Regions from separate parts of the Homo sapiens genome. Here region 1 is linked to region 2. Evidence: chromatin contacts called from ENCODE Hi-C data. All regions are on one chromosome and are shown on one strand. The core of a region is the stretch at or near the end of the contact, and the rest is flanking DNA. Distances in the headings are between cores, read along the strand shown. Region 1 holds the start of SCLT1 (sodium channel and clathrin linker 1). Region 2 holds the start of ANKRD50 (ankyrin repeat domain containing 50).

What was found. A loop is a pair of places that touch in the nucleus more often than their neighbours do. Pooled maps may share reads with other maps.
Region 1: a map of sigmoid colon shows a loop between it and region 2 (11-fold over the local background). The contact joins the promoter of SCLT1 here to the promoter of ANKRD50 in region 2. A Hi-C loop is called at or near these places in 2 of 168 maps with a recorded cell type or tissue (naive thymus-derived CD4-positive, alpha-beta T cell and sigmoid colon) and 9 of 50 pooled maps.

The regions. Positions count from the first base shown.
Region 1 is chr4:129,091,698-129,097,615 of GRCh38, reverse strand. SCLT1 (sodium channel and clathrin linker 1) reads left to right here and starts at 4,077. Exons shown (of 21, transcript NM_144643.4): 1 at 4,077-4,546. The coding sequence starts at 4,513. C4orf33 (chromosome 4 open reading frame 33) reads right to left here and starts at 1,464. Exons shown (of 6, transcript NM_001099783.2): 1 at 1,407-1,464. RefSeq lists an enhancer at 3,813-4,382.
Region 2 is chr4:124,708,141-124,713,981 of GRCh38, reverse strand. It overlaps ANKRD50 (ankyrin repeat domain containing 50), which reads left to right and starts at 1,250. Exons shown (of 5, transcript NM_020337.3): 1 at 1,250-1,524; 2 at 2,708-3,982. The coding sequence starts at 3,471. RefSeq lists enhancers at 711-1,276, 1,277-1,842 and silencers at 994-1,373, 1,524-1,763.

The DNA.
Region 1 (5,918 bases), core at 2,828-5,327, 4.4 Mb before region 2:
ACAAAATGTTGGAAGCAACTTAAATACCCATCAGTAGAGGACTGGTAAAAAAAATTATGCTATACCATACAATGAAACACTGTATAACTGCTAAAATGAATGAGGCAGCTCTGAATTAACATCTATGCTAAAATATGTTGTGAAGTGAAAAAAAGCAAGGTGCATTTATTTAATAAAAAGGAAGCTTATTTGCATATATGCTTGTGAGGCATACACTATCTCAGGAAACATCCAAGAAACGAGTGGTAACAGTGGTTGCTTCCCTGAAGGGAATTATCTGCCTGCAGATATGGGAAGGAGGAAGGCTTCCTTTCAACTTCATCACTTTTTAAAAACCTATCTGCATTTTACACTATGACAGACATGCATTACTATTTTAAGGTAACTGAACAGTTTAAAATTATTTTTTGGCCGGGCGCGGTGGCTCACACCTGTAATCCCAGCACTTTGGGAGGCCAAGGCAGGCGGATCACAAGGTCAGGAGATCGAGACCATCCTGGCGAACATGGTGAAACCCCGTCTCTACTAAAAATACAAAAATTAGCTGGGCGTGGTGGCACGCGCCTGTAGTTCCAGCTACTCGGGAGGTTGAGGCAGAAGAATCGCTTGAACCCGGAGGCGGAGGTTGCAGTGAGCAGAGATCGCTCCACTGCACTCCAGCCTGGCAACAGAGCAAGACTCCGTCTCAAAAAAATATATATATTTTAAGTCTAATTTAAGGCCGGTTCTCTTAAAAAGAGTATGGTGGCTGCCTCTTCTCCCCTTTATATTATATATGCTGAACGTTTCCGAAAAGTCATAATGCATATTATCAAGATGATTACTGTCCTGCAATGCAATTTTAAGTTTGGCTGTTTAGACTTTCTTAATACAATATTTATTGTTACTCTGTATGTTTCTACTTTTAACCTCTATTCTTCAAATTGCTCTTAAAACAAGTTAAAAAAATAAATTTTCAATTGTTCTGATTGCTTTATCTTTACCTGGAAAGACCTCTAAAAGGAAACGAAGGAAGAGAAAGGAGACCGAACACTGGAGCATTAAGAACCCAGGAAAAGAAAAAATGTCCGCAAAGTTTAAAAGAAATAAGTTATGGTAAAGGTGTTTTCTCAACCAAATGATCTGCAAGGAAAATTTCCAAATTCCTCTGCTCAACAAAAATTTCTTTAGTTTTTCTACAATAATGATTTCTTTTCAGTTTCCATACCTCCCCGAGGCCCCGCCCATTTATCAGGGAAACGGAGAAATGAGGAAGTCAGCCTGAAAGGGGGAGTACGCTCACTTAGCAGGAGACAGCTGAAAAGTAAAATACTTTTCAGTATTTTCCAGAGATCAAGCGAAAAACAAGACCTGGCGACGACGAAAGGAATGTCAGAGAGAAGAGGGAACAACTAGAGAACACAGACCACGAAGCTTTTCTCAAACACTGGCTTCTTCTTTTCAGCCGAGGTCACAGGAGAGGGCTCGGCTTTAGGCTCCACCCAGCTGCCTACACGTTCTGGGGGAGGGGCTTAGAACACTGAAGCTAAGACGCTTGATTTTTCTAGGAAAGAAAGATGTTGAAGGGCCACACATGAACAACTGAAGACTTCTAATCGTTCCACTAAAGTATGAGTGGTTTCCTAGAAGAAGGAAGGGTGATTCAGAAATATAAATACTGTGCAATAATTTGAAAATCAACTGTAAATCATTAAGATTACAATATAACATGTACAGAAATATTTCATTTAATACAACTAAAGGCTAACTGGCCATATAAGCAAAAACTATAAATTATATTATACCAGCTATAAACTATATTATACTATATTCCTGGGGAGGCATGTTCATAGCAGTTAACAATTGTGAAATTAGAACCATACTGCCTGGGTTCAAATCTCAACTCAGGCACTTGCCAGCTGTGTGATCTGTTCTGATCCTTGCTTAAACTTCTAACTTTGTATTCTTCCTGGTACTTTGCACATAGTACTGGGTGCTCAATGTCAATTGATCAACCAAATGAATGTTAGTGAAATGTCACTAATTTTCAATCTATACAACTTTAGGGGTTTTCTTTATTGCAGAAAAGTCATATAAAAACATTAAATGGTGGCTTGACAAGAGTTACACACAAACTACATACATTTCTGCTTGTCATTCCTTGTATTCAATTTATACTAATAGATACTTTTCATGAACATCCACTGAATTCTTTCATTCCTTCCATCAGATATTTAATCAACTCTGTGTTCCAGGTATTATGATGGAGCCTGGAGACAAACTACAAAACATGACAGATAATGCAGGAAGGAGCATGAAGTAAGTACTAAGGTGGCACCTACCTTGGGAGAAGTGGATAAAGAACTCAGGAGATGTGAAAAGGAGGAACATGAGAGGGGATCCTTTAAGGATAAGTGAAATCATCACAATTTTGTTTCCTAATGATGAAACTTATGTTGAAAATACTCCATTAAAATTCAACTACTAAAATCTTGTAACCACAAACACAAACGCAAAAACAAAAAACTATCATGATCATAATTATGATCATGTAAGCTAAAAAATTCGAGTGCAGACATAAAAGTTTTCACCTGAGATATTCACTTTATGTAAATACCACTCATCAGTTATAGCCAGAAGGTATTTGCTTCCATCCAGTTTGGGTGTAAGCGTAGAGTTAAGTCTATAATTATTTATTTGATGCCAAGTAGAAATACGACAATATACAAGGTTCAAATGTGGGAGAAGTTACAAGCAAGTCCTTGGAGAGTCAGTGAGATGTTTATGAAGAAAGAGTCATATACTGAACTTCAAAAACGAGTTGGACCTTGCACACTCAATTTTCCCTTAGCTATAACGTTTATACAAAAAGTTTTTGTGTAAACGTTATAGCTACTAAAAATCAGAACAAGTTCAATTATCACCAACTCAAAGCTGGATTAGACCTTTTCAATGATTATTAAGCTACACATCCATATTTAACAGCTAGTCTTTAGAGGAAGGGACCATCTCATTCTATTAACAGTGAGTATTGAGTAAGGCCTTCAGATGCCTAACTGCATATATTTGAATACATTTTTAAAATTTCTTAACACATATCGCTAAGGTTACTTTGTTTATATGACATTATGAGTACGGGACAACAAAACTCTTAAGCCGTTAAACAGAAAGCCAAATCAAGCTGCATCTATGACATGCCTGTTTAGTGAAACTTTACTTCAGTCCATAAAAATACAATTTATTAAAAGCACAAAACTAGTGGCTAGCTTCAAGTTAACATTTTTGTTGCTAGTGGTGAGATTTCCTCTAATGTTAAATGATTTTTTTTAAAAAAATACGTTTTAAGTCCAGACAAAATTAATTTTCAAAAATGAAAATTGTAATCTATCCACAAATGTAAGTTTTACCGTTTTGTTTTTTGCAAAAAAAAGTACCTTTTATCTTTCCTTATATTTGAGGAAACAAGCTTATCTTTGAAGAAGTAGCTGCTGAATTTGCAAGATCTTTTGAGTACTTCTAACTACACGCTTTATTACTACACAGTTAAATATTTAAACAACAGTTGTCTCCTTTGTCTAAAGACCCACAAAGACCGAGAAGGTACTTACCTTCTTGAGATGACCAAATCCAAACCTAGAACTCCTCCAGAGGTACAGCCTTGGTGGGAGATTCTGAAGACGCCAGTCTGGCTTCTATCCCTAGCCGCAGGAACCTGCATCTTTTACTTAGTCCAGAAAGGCTTAGTATATTAGTAACCCAAAGATAGTGAGGGCATTTAAACTGTGTATTTCATTCTCTACTCACGTTTGCATTTTGGTTTTTTGTTTGTTTGTTTGTTTGTTTTAAAGAGGTTGGGCCTCACTACCTGGAGACACTGTCCCACCAGTTTGGCCGCCGCGCCAAGCCGGTGGCTCAGCCCGCTGTCATCCAGGTTCTCACGACTCCTCCCATTGCTTGACAGCCAGCCAATAGCGTGCTAGGACTCTAGGACGCGCGATGGCGTAAGCTCCAACGCCCGCGTGATGACGCAAGAGGCGCCACCGTCTCCAAGGAGTGGTCCGGGGCACCGGTTTCAAAGTCGCAGGGCGGGCCGAGTGGACTTCCGCTGCTGGCCTGGGGCTTCCCAGCCGTCTTGGCGTTGTCCTCTCCAACCCCCGCCGCTCCGCGTAGAACGCCGCTCTCAGGCTGCCGTCAAGCTCCCGCGGCACTCTCCTAGGTGGCCCGACGAGACCCAGAGTGACCCGCGGGACGCCTGTATCGACCGCGTCCTCTTCCCACCAGCGTGGGATTCGGTTGAACGTGGAGTCCCCAGCAATCTTCAGTCTCTCACCAGGGCCAGGGACTCGTCTGGGGCGCGGGGGAAAGAAGCGTGGCGGGGCTGTAGATGCCGCGTGAGTAGGATGCAGATTGCACCGCTGGAGCGCTTGACAACCAACCGAGCGTTGGCTTAGTTTTGTTTTCCCGCACAGCAAGCTCTCTGTCTTTCAGAGGAAGGTAAAGGTGGTGAAAGCTCTAAACTAAAATTGTATCGAAATGGCTGCAGAAATCGACTTTCTGAGAGAGCAAAGTAAGCTCCATGTTTTTTTGAGACTTCATATACAATGTTTAATATCGTCGTCGTTGACCGACAAATCTTTTTTGAATGCTGGTTGGGTACATTTAAATTGGTAAAGAGTTAAAGAAGTTAGTTGCAGGAAAAAAAAAACCTTGATGTTATACGTGAGGATGTGTGTATATTTAAGCAGAACCGTGTGGTAGTACTTGTAGCTTACACAGAATTCTACTAGACGCTAAACATGTTTGTTATGCTCCTCTCGTGCTCTGAAGATTAGAAGGCTAATGGCCAGCAGGAGTTTCCAAGTGTGCATTTAAAATCTAGGGGCACAGCTCTCTGGCCATTTATTAAAAAGATGTTTATTGAACTCCTGTTTCTATTATGTACCAGACACTATGGAAGAACAGCTGCTGCAAAGATAAACAGGACAGTTTTTACCTCCAAGAATTTAATTTGGGGAGGGAAATGTATTCCAAAATATATTGAAGTGACAGCAACTGCTGGCTCTTTTGCCACAGTCTCATAGGGTTGTTGGAAAGATTAAATGAATATTAAAATATGTAAAGGATTTAGAATAGTATCTGATACATTGTGTTAAACAAATATTAACTATTACACGATTATTATTAAAATATGTTCAAGGAAGGTGCTATTGGGCTGAAACGTGCAGTACAAATATGAATTTACTATATGAAAAACTCTAGGCATCCCAAATAGAACAATATTTGTGACACTGAGGGGATTAGGAATATGCTTTGTTAAAGACTTGCAATACGGCTGGTTTGAGTGTAATATTGATGTAAATTGAATTGGAATATTTATATAGGGAAATGGCAAGTGCAGTTGAAGGCGTAGAAAGGGGCTGGATGGTGAAGGGCCCTGTCTTCTCTGTGCTAAGGAGTATGGACCATTGCATGGGTTATAGGAATTCAGTTGAGAGTGGCATGATCAAATTGTAGTTTAGAAGGCCCGGTCTGATTTTTACGGGGAATATGCATTATAGCAGAGTGCAGTTAGTTGTCTACTGTCATCATTCAGGTAAGAAGTAAACTAAGTTGGGCACAGGGAGACTGGAGATCAGGGGATTTGAGAGAAAGAGGTAGAGAGCAACTTAGTTTTTGCTTGAGCAACGGGGAAGTTAGGAAAAAGGTAGTAAGTTCCGTTTTGGTAGCATTATAGACCAGTGGTTAAGAACTCAGTCAGCCTCTGGATTTAGTCTGTCTGGGCTCACAGCCTACCTCTTTCCAGGTCTGTGACCTCGAGCAAGTTTCCTAGCTTTTCTGCACCTCAGTTTTCTCATTTATATAATGAGTATAAGAACACAAGAATCCTCTTGAAGTTGTGAGACTTAAATGAGATGATGAAAAAGCATTGAGCATAGTGT
Region 2 (5,841 bases), core at 1-2,500:
CCCTAATTCTGGAGAATTTATACTCTGCCTCTTTTGCTTGTGTTTTAGGAAAGAAGCCCAAAATTCAGGGTACATGAATTAAAATTAAATACTAAGATCAGTAAACCTCAATTGGCACGAATAAACAATATGAAAGAGTAAGCACAAACACGATCTATTTGTTTATCCATCTTTCTTATTGTGATAGCTATACTATGAAATTTCTAAAACTAGATGGGAGACTGGCTTAATATTTTGGCAAATAACCACATGCAAGTTAATGAGGAATGGGAAATAGAGCACTCTGGATTTTAGCATAAACAATTAAAATAAAAAATGCTACATTTCCTATTCCATCAGTTGACGGTATACTTATTTTCCCGGGAGAAATTTGGAATCTAAGCAACTCAGGTCCAGTAAGTGCAAACAACTGACATGCTTAGTCCAACAGGCCCCTGTGAGCAGGCCCTCTAGGGCATTTCCTGACGCCACATGACCAAGACCTTCCCCCCTAGTGGACGCTGCGGGTGATCAAGTGGCCCTGAGGAGCAGGGGCCTGAGACCCAGTCAAGCCTGCTGTCAACCTCCATCTGATGGAGGCCACGTCCTTTTCATGAGGCTGGTAGGAATGTCGCTGTATACCCCCACTATTTCTATTTTCGCAACATTCTTCCCAGTCTTTTCCTTCCTTCTCTTCGTCCCAGCCAAAGTAAAAGCATCCCTGGAATTTAATGGACTGAAAGGAGACCGGACGACTGAGGGGTAGAACGGGGCCCGAAGTGGCTTTGGAAGCAACGGGGTTAAGGGAGAGGCAAAAGGGTTGAGCAGAGAGAGGCAAGAGGCAATCTCCCCCTACCCAACTGCCCCTCCCAGGAGCAGATACGGCACCAACAGCCGGCGAGTCCCTCCGGCCTGGAAGACAAAGGAAGGATCAGGGCCCAGTGGTGACGGGGAGGGTGGGGGCAACGACTCGCGTGAGCTCGGAGACGTGAGAACGCAGCCCCCGCCCCGTTCTCCGCCTCCCCTGAGAAAGGCGGGGCCCCCACGCCGCCCCGAGACAGGTCTCCCCGCCGCGCCGGCAGCGGGTCCCAGGCGGCCGCACACGCCCAGGCACGGGATGCTGCGGGAGAGCGCGGTGGGGGAGGGGAAGGACGCGGAGGCGGAGCCGGCGGGCAAAGAAAGGCCGAGCGGCGGGGCGGGGGCGGGGGCGGGGGCGGGGTCTGGGCTGGGCGGGCGGGGCGGAGCCGGCCGGCCGGGGGCTGCCTGAGACAGTTACTGCCCTGACGGCGGCGGCGGCGGCGGTTGGCCGGTGGGGGCTGGGGCGAGCACGACCGATTCTGCTGGGAAAGCTGGAACTGGCAGCCGCCGGGGGCCAAGAGGAGGATCCGGAGCTGGGAGCGTGCCCCGGGCCCGGCGGAGGAGGCGGCTGCAGTTGGAGTGGAGTCTTGGGAGCGCTGCTGGCAGCGACTTCTCAGCGAAGCAAGTGTCTGAGACTGAGAGTCCCTAACAGCGGCAGCGGCGGCCACGGCGGCGGCTGGGGCCGAGGTAACCGGGGGGCGGCGGCGGCGGTGGAAGCGAGGCCCCTCCCTCGGGTTGGAAGCTGGGAGGCCGAGGCCGTGGCTTGGACCTGACCCAACCACCCACCCTCTCCGGCCTCGAGCCCCAGATTTGCCCTCTTCCCTCGCACCGCCGTCGGCCGGGTGGGAGCGGGAGCGGGGCATGGGGCGGGAGCGCAGAGGCGGAAGCCGACCGGGAGGCGACCCCTCGTCTGGGATTGGCAAGGACCTCAGTCACCCCCTCCCCCTTCAAAAGACACACCCCAATCTCGGTGCGGGGCGGGGTGCAGAGGCGCTCCCAGCCTCTGGAAGGGCAGACCTCGGTGTGGAGGCTGCACCTTCGCTCGTGGCCTCTCTGAGGTGGCTCCCCTGTGGCTCCTCTGGGCGGTTCCAACCCAAGGTGGTGCCCGGCGCTGGGAATCCCGGAGTTCCTTTTGTCTGTCAGCTGAAACTGGAGGCCGGACCTGTGGGCAGACACCCACCAGCACCGAAGCACTCTACTCTTTATCCCTTTCCTGTCTTGGAAGGAATTTCTCTCTAGCAGCCTTTTCTCCGGCCAGACTGGTAGATTTTATCCCTGACCTCCATCCTTGGCCCAGAGGAAGGAAGGATTCACATTTTACTTGTGTTTGCTTTATCATTCTTATAAGAACAGTCATCCCCCATCGTTTTTGTTTTTTTTTTTTAAACCGTTTCCCATCCAGCTGCAACCCTGGTAATCTTCCCCTAGATTTTTGCACATTATCAACAAAGAAGTGTGGCTGGAGGAGTAGACAGTCCTTGACTGACTGGACTGTGTAAGTTAATAGAGCTTCCTTAGCTGGCGCTGTTCTACCAGTCTACTGTGAATGAGCGTTTTGCCTGGAGTTAAGGGTGTTACTGTATGTGCGTAAAGTTTCTCCCCCCCTCCTTTGCTATGGTGAAGTTGCAAAAATCTTGGGTAACTTGATTAAAATGTGGCTGTTTGGGAAGCATAACAATGAGGAAGAAAAATGCAGAAGGGAGAATGTGATTATTTCAGTGGTTTTTGTCCAACTTTTTGAAAGTGCCAAAGGTGAAGTACGTGGATTTTTGAGATTACGTTAACTGGTACACTGCAACCTTTATTGTCCTTAATAAGTTTTTAACATATGATATTTTGCACTGAGGTATTTTTGTTTGTTTTATTTTAGTTACTTGTGGAAATTGTTGATTACCCGGACGTCTTAAAACCAAGAAACCTGTGAACAGGTTCATTAAGAATCTGCTGTCTTGAAAAATGCATATTATGAATGCTTTGAATTAAGAAGGTGTTAACAGTGGTTGTCATTTCTGCCACATAAGAGACTATAATCTGAAACAGTTCCTGGCAGTTGCCCAGATGCCTGAAACTGGCACGATCTAGTACTCTTGAGTGATCATCCTTCAACGAGAAATACAGAGCTACTTACATACTGTACCTCATACCGTATAAATGTAATCTCTCTGATGCCATTTAATGCAGTGGACCTCTTTTCAGAATCTAATTGTCAGATGCAGAATTAACACTTGGAATCTGGAGAAGCATTTTGTACAAATTGAAAGATTGGGTTTTTTCTTTAGTTTTCCACATGTATTGTCTCATCTCTGTTCTTGAAACATCCACAATCACATAAACTCCAGTTATAACCATGGAGTTATGTGACTCATTAAAATTTAGGAAAAGTGTTGCTGAGCTGTGGAATCAGGCGTTTCTCCCTCAGTTCAACAACTAATACATAGACTGCTGATCAAGAATAAGGAACCAAATAAAGTCATGCACGTTCTGTTGACAGAGGAACTCTGTGGCTGTTGAATTTTACTGTAACTAGTTACTCTGTCTTCAGAGTCAACTTAATATACAAGTTATGTCATAATGGATGGAAAGACCTGTGTTGATGTATCCAGACTCTAGCAAATGAAGATAAAAAACCCGTTATGACTAATCCTTGGGAAGAGAAAGTCTGCAAAATGGCTCAAACCAGTTTACTGCAAGGGAAGCAGTTTTACTGTAGGGAGTGGGTTTTCCACAAGCTTCAGCATTGCCTCCAGGAGAAAAGTAACTGCTGCAATAGTGCTGTCAATGCACCATCACTTGTAATGAATTCTGGGAATAATGCTAGTGGTGTCTCTGGAAAGGGAGCTGCCTGGGGTGTGTTGTTGGTAGGAGGGCCTGGCAGTGGCAAGACGGCCCTATGTACTGAACTCTTATGGCCAAGTTCACCTGCAAGTTTGCAGAGAGGTTTACATCGCCAAGCTTTGGCCTTTCATTTCTGCAAAGCCCAGGACTCTGATACTTTGTGTGTTGGAGGGTTTATTAGAGGTCTAGTAGCCCAGATCTGCCGCAGTGGACTACTCCAAGGATATGAGGACAAGCTAAGGGATCCAGCAGTCCAAAGCCTCTTACAGCCTGGGGAGTGCGAGAGAAACCCAGCCGAAGCATTTAAAAGGTAACAATAAAAATGTCATGGTGTTCAGATTTCTATGCTGAAATTAAATTAATTTTTAGTTGTAGTTTTTTGTTTTAACTTTGTGGGTTACTTTTACTGGTGCTGTACATTTGGCCTTAATCTGAAGTTATGAGTATACCTGTTTACTTTGAATATCAAAGGAAGTAAAATTTAGGTTTTGGTATTGCACAGCATATGGATTAAAATGGATTAAAAGTGTATCTTAATTTTACTTAATAACATAATGTTACTTACATTGCCTATAAATGGTAAGGGAAATTTGTTCTTATGGTAGAGAAGCACATTTAGCTGTCTGGAAATAGGTTACATTTTCAGAGGGTGAACTGAACTTAGAGTAATTATCAGTATAGCATCTAGTATCTTTTTATTTTTTTCCTTATAGTAGTAGTATTTTTTTAAGTAAGAAAGGTTTTCTTTAAAGGAGATTATTGGCCACTGAGAATCTGAAGAAAATTTGCTGATGAGTTTTGGGATTTATTCTCCTATTAACTAACTAATTGAAAAACTGGTATTTAGAAGTATGTGAATTTATAAAATAGCGAACATTTGGGATCATCTTACTACTTTTACTTTTAGTGAGTGGTACAAAGAAAGTGTTTTTTCCTAACTTCAGCAAAGCTTTTTTTCCATGGTAAATGGATTGGTCCAGGAAGTGAGCAAGTTGCTTTCCAGAGTGGTTTCAGATTCAAATCTGTTCAAGAAAATATAATTCCTTGAAAACATTTTTTTTTGCATATCATGCCTCTGCTCATTGTAAAAGTAGCAGGCAAATTGTTAGTTTGTGCTTCACTTCTGCTTGAATTACCCATTTTGCCATAAGCTTTTTCTCTACAATAACATTCTTAGCGGGCAAAAGTTTGTTCTCCAAAGATTCTGGTATACTGTGCACTGGAGGTTTGTGTGTGTGTGTGTGTGTGGCTCTCTTCTGCTTGAGTGTGTTTCTAGGAGAGATTTGAATCACTCTAAAAAGAGTGATGTTTGTTTTTATGATATCCTCAAATCTAATGGGGTGAAATCTATACATTTTGAAAGTAATATTGAAAATATTTAATAGTAATTACAGTAAACAGTAAGTGTCAGTCATTATTCTAAGTGCTTTACAAATATTAGATCATTTAATCCTCATAATAATCCTGTGAGGTAGTTACTACTCCCATTTTATAGATGAGGAAACTAAGGTACAGAGAGGCTAAATAAATTGTTCAAGGTTACAGACTAGTAAATGGCAGGGCTGAGATTTTAAATGTGTGTGTGTGTATGTGTGTGTGTGTGTGTGTGTGTGTGTGTATGTGTTAGTAATCTTAGAAATTCTCTGGGGGACTTGATGGGAAGAGGAGGGGTTTAGAAGGTTATGTATGGCAAAGCTGGAGAACAGGAGTTGTGTCACAGTGTGGTTTGAGTGTGGTTTTCAGATTACCCATATAGTGATAGAGGGAGTGGTATTCTAGAATGAGAGTTAGGGATGGTACAGAATTCAAATATGGGAGGAATTTATTAAAGTCAGCCAAAGGGATGTATCTTTGAGAGGTGTGATATTCTTGTAGACTCTTTAATATGTAAATTTAGTCCAATAAAACTAAAGGCAAATCTATTATCTTTTGTTGTTAGCCATCAAAGTCAGCGTTAAAACTGTTGTATCATTCTTAAATTAATGAGGAAATCTGTTAGTTGATGCCTGTGGCATGTGAGATGCAAGGTTTGATGGAGAGTGTTCAATATGGAATCACTGTACAGAATAAATAATGTAGTCTTTAATATAAAACTATACCTTTTAATAGAATTAAAACTGTACATAAGCAACTCTTTTCTTCTTACTGCTTTTTCTGAAGATACTAGTG